Linked DNA regions of Homo sapiens: region 2 is linked to region 1. A link is a loop called in an ENCODE intact Hi-C map of the cell type or tissue named here. Cell type or tissue: gastrocnemius medialis. All regions are shown on one strand.

Region 1 (2,500 bases):
TCAGCCAAGTGTAGTGTGGGTTGGGGACAGATACCTGGATGATGAAGATCCTACCCCTGACTCCTTCTTCCCCTCCCCCAACCAGCCTACAACCGTTCTCTCTCTCACCCAGAGCTCTGGTTTTTATCCCCATGATCCACACGAGTGAGGGGCATAGTTGCACCATCGTTATCTAAACCAGTGGTTCTCAAAGTAAGGCCCGAGGACCCGTGTGTGTCCCCAATACCCTTTCAGGTGCTATGTGGAAAGTATATGTCCAACTACCTGCATGTGAGACACTGGATATTCATCATAAACTTCAACCAAAACAACATATCACAACAGATGGCACAAAAGCAGTTATGAAAGGGCAGCTATCTTTTATTGAGCCAGATACTAAAACAATGTGAAACAATGCCATTCTTCTCATGAGTTTTTTGAAATTATGACTATTTTTCATAAAAATTATGCAATATGGTAAATTGACAGCTGTAGCCTGGACAAACAAAACCTCTTTGGAATCCTCAGAAAAGGTCCAGGGACCATAAAGGTTGAGAGTCACTGATCTAAATCGTCTACTATTTTCTCAGGAAGCTCAGTCTCAGCAGATCAGAGGGGAACTAGTAGAACATTGGTTGCATTATATTTATATTACATATATTATGACTATTATTTTTATCAGAATTTTAGGTAATCTCCGTTTGAGGTATTTTTGTATTTGGAGAAATATCAGGTGGGTGATCAGATCTAAAATGGAAGAATGTTCTAAGGTCAGCTCACCTTAGAAGGTGTTTGGGAATGCCGGGGAGGGTGGTTACTTTTCTACTCAGACCTTGAGAGAAGAAACAGCCTTTCCTGGGAAGCGTTTACATTTAAGCCCTGAGTGTGTTGTGCAAAAGGAGCTGAGCCAGGAATCTGCCAAGAGGCTGAGATGTCTGTCCTGTCCCAGTCCCAACTCACCCAGGCCCCACCCTGTTGCCCACAACTTCCAGTGCCAGCCCCAGCGAGTGCTGCAGACTGTGACCGCTGTACTCCCCCACCCATCCCAGGACTGGCTCCTGACCGACGGACAGACTCTGAGCTCTTGGCTCTGCCGCCCTGGCCTTGGCTCCCTCTTGGGCCTCTGGCTTCTGTTTGTACTGGAACCCAGGCTTCTCCTAGTGGGCTGTGACAGGCTCCCCTGGCTCTTAGTCCTATATACTGTCTTTGGCAGGAGTCCCTGTCCCAGCTCCAGCTCCACAGACTTGGACATTGGCCACTTGGCCAGCACTTTGGTCAGGCCAGCCCTGGCCGCCTGGGATATCTTGGAGGATTTGGGCAGAGACAACAGGACAGAGAGGTCTGTTTACAGAAGTCCCTCTATGTAGATTGGCACCTGAATGCAGTTGTCATCTGTGATAGCCACAGGGATTACTTGAAAGCGGGGCATGGCAGGGAGTGAGCTGGACCTGCCCTGGGATTCCAGTGCAGCTGGAATCATGGTGCTATTTGTTTTTTGACACTGCAACCATTCTGCATTAAAAAACACCCTTTTCAATCTAAGCCTTCATTATTACTCGTGCAGTGAAATACTATGTAAAAAACCAATAATTATTTCTCGCTACCTTTTGCTAAGTCCCTTCCGTGTGCCAGGTGAGGTGATTCGTTCATTTTATAATTGTTTATTGAGCACCTACAGTGAGCCAGGCATTGCTCAAGGGGCAGTGAACAAAGCAGGCAGAAATTACCTGTCTCGATGGAGCTTACATTTTTGTCTGGGAGGAGTCAGACTATAAACTAATAAACAAAGTAAATTTCTGGTATGTCAGATGGTGATGGATGCTGGGGATAAAAATCAAGTGTGGTAAATTGGAAAAGAAGAAGTAAAATAGTCTCTCTGAGCAGATGACAGGATCTTTTATGTAGAAAACCCCAAGATTCCACAAAAAATCTGTTAGAACTAATAAATTCAGCAAAGCTACAGGATAAAAATCAACATGTAGAAGTCAGTTGCATTTCTATGCATTAATAATGAAGAATCCAAAATGAAATTGAGAAAACAATTCTACTTATCATAGCATCAAAAAGAATAAAATACTCAGGAATAGACTTAACCAAGGAGGTAAAGACTGTACATGGAAAACTACAAAATTGCTGAAAGTAATAAAAGGAGATACAAATACATTGAAAGGCATCCTATGTTCATGAATTGGAAGACCTCATATTGTTAAAATGTCAATACTACTAAAGCAATCCACAGTTTCAGTGCAATTCCTATCAAAATCCCAAAGATGATTTTTGCGGAAATAGAAAAACTCATCCTAAAATTCACATGGAATCTCAAGGGACTCTGAATAGCCAAAGCAATCTTGGAAAAGAAGAATAAAGTTGGAGGCCTCTCACTTCCTGATTTCAAAATTTACTGCAAAGCTACTATAATCAAAACTGTGGAACTGGCATAAAGACAGGCGTAGAGACCAATGGAATGGAATAAAGAGCCCCTAGAAATAAAACCTCACATAGGTGGTCAATGATTTCTGGC
Region 2 (2,500 bases), 930 kb after region 1:
GGTTTGGGTACTGTACTATAATTATATAAGATATAACCAATGGGGGAACCTGGGTGGAGGGTACCCAGGACCTCTCTGTACTATGTTTACAACTTCATATGAGTCTATAATTATTTCAAAGTAAAAATTTAAAAAAACAAGAAGATACATAGCAGAGAGTCAATATACACATTTTCAACAATAAACATGTAGACCTCCTGAAAAAAACAAGCTTTTTTTTTTCCTTTTCCTCTTAACAAGGATGTGCACAACTTTTCCCTTGGAAGGAACTTAGACACACACCAATTAACCCCGTGATGCCTGTCAGTAATGTTGGAGGAAGAGAGACAGGGCCTCTCAGGTGCAAGAATTAGGATGTCCCCAGCCTGAATGCCAAGAAACTCCTGTGGCAGCCAAGCCCCCAGGGTGTCAGACCCCTGAAGGGAAGTCTGAGCTCCTCTTTCTTTCCTTAAGTGATCCTGGGAGAGGTCACAGGGCAGCAGGGCCGGGAAAATGGCACGTGGAAAGCGGTCACTTCAGAACCAGAAGGTGTTCTTTTCCATCTCATCACCTTCTTAAGACAAACCACTTTCCCTCCTTTTCAGTTCTATCTGAACCAACAGCTACAAATAAATAAACACCACTGTTTGCAAAGGCCACAGAGATTAATATTATTATTAATATTAATAGTATTAATGGAGTCTAATCATAGTAAATACATAGAGATGAAAGATCTTTCCCAAAGCAAGTTATTGATAACTATTAGGGTTGACAACTGAAAGATACATTTGCAATTTATTTTTGAAGCCACATAGATTCATTTCAGCCGACCCTCTAGTTATGGGACTAGACCACATTCAAGTTGCCTTTCAAATAGTACTGTAAAATTAAAATTTAAAAAGCATGTAGACGTGACTTTAAGGGACACTCAAGGAACTACCAAACAAGAGCTCGGCAGCCAACACCCTTTAGTGAAAAGGGTAGGACAGTTTGGGGTTGGCACCTGGGAAAATGGTCCACATGATGACCTTTGCAGGGGTGCTGCCCTGTCCTGTTCCCAGCAGCCTCGCCCCCTTTCTTGCCCGGCTCGCTCCTCCTCCTCCTCTGACCCTGTCAGTCAGGCGTTAACTGACCTTCCCAGGGCTGGGCACCTTCTATAGGAGCTTCCTCCCCTTCTCCCCGTCCATGGGAATGAGTCAGCAGGGTTTGGTTGGCTCCACTTCCTGCCTGTGGTTATTATAGCTGACTCATCAGACCATCCTGGGTACACAGTTCAGAGTCTTGATGCAATTCACTTCACGTTAGATCATATTTCTCTCCGTCATTAAATATTCTTGGAAAACATGATTTTCAATGGCTGCAAATATTGCCAGGACCATCTGCTTGCTGAATGCTGGTGTGCGAGCTGGCAGAACCTCCATGTGCTCCAGGTCTCTGATCCATACGTGGAGAACGCACACCCACATGTGGCCATTTGCTGGTATTCCGTCACTCACTAAGTCCCCAGCAGAGCTACTGCTCTGAGTCTAAGCATCTAAGTATCAAAACATGATACACACACACACACACACACACACACACACAGCCCTAAAACAAATGTTACTGTGATCCTGAAGCCACTTGTTTAAAGAAGTTTACTTTCTTTTCCACCTGAACAGTGATAGACAGCCAGTGTGCAAGTTCAAGGAGATAATATTAAAGAATTATTGGATCATAGATGTTTTGAAATAATTATGCTCACCACACATAAGATTCATTCAATAGGCATTACATGCCCAAAACACATAACAATCTAAAGGCTTTAAAATAAGGCAGTTTAGGCCAGGTGAGGTGGCTCACACCTGTAATCCCAGCACTTTGGGAGTCCGAGGTGGGTGGATCACAAGGTCAGGAGATCAAGACCATCCTGGCTAATATGGTGCCTGTAGTCCCAGCTACTTGGGAGGCTGAGGCAGGAGAATTGCTTGAACTTGGGAGGCGGAAGTTGCAGTGAGCTGAGATTGCGCCACTGTACTCCAGCCTGGGTGACAGAGCAAGACTACATCTCAAAATAATAATAATAATAATAATAAATAAAAAAATAAACAGAATAAGTCAGTTTTCTACCTATCTGAATAGATACTGTAATGTTAAAATTATCACCACAAAGTTCCTCACCTTTTAGGAACTCGAGCTGGTAAGGGTGAGGTGGACTTTTATAAACCCTCAGGACAGTGGCTGGGCGGAGACTTTCTTCACACAGTCCATCTTCTGGACTAAAGAAGAGAGGCCGGGCGCGGTGGCTCACGCCTGTAATCCCAGCACTTTGGGAGGCCAAGGCAGGTGGATCACCTGAGGTCAAGAGTTCAAGACCAGCCTGACCAACATGGTGAAACCCCATCTCTACTAAAAATACAAAAAAGTTAGCTGGCCATGGTGGTGGACACCTGTAGTCCCAGCTACTTGGGAGACGGAGGCAGAAGAATGGCGTGAACCCAGGAGGCAGAGGTTGCAGTGAGCAGAGATCAAGCCACTGCACTCC

What was found. A loop is a pair of places that touch in the nucleus more often than their neighbours do. Peaks named below come from ENCODE experiments on the same cell type or tissue, not always from the same donor. Only the 100,000 strongest peaks of a DNase experiment are listed, where the experiment ranks them.
Region 2: a loop joins it to region 1, with 2.8 times the contacts of the local background. A loop is called at or near these places in 1 of 110 quality-filtered maps.

The regions. Positions count from the first base shown.
Region 1 is chr2:110,772,542-110,775,041 of GRCh38, forward strand. The region is part of intron 2 of ACOXL (acyl-CoA oxidase like); the gene reads left to right. Among named protein-coding and RNA genes, the nearest start is that of ACOXL, 41 kb to the left of the region's middle. RefSeq lists an enhancer at 1-89. In gastrocnemius medialis, no CTCF peak of the experiment used is centred here; a DNase peak (open chromatin) is centred at 990; H3K27ac peaks cover 2,001 bases.
Region 2 is chr2:111,697,854-111,700,353 of GRCh38, forward strand. No RefSeq gene overlaps it. Among named protein-coding and RNA genes, the nearest start is that of MIR4771-2, 72 kb to the right of the region's middle. In gastrocnemius medialis, no CTCF peak of the experiment used is centred here; a DNase peak (open chromatin) is centred at 1,158; H3K4me3 peaks cover 731 bases; H3K27ac peaks cover 1,404 bases.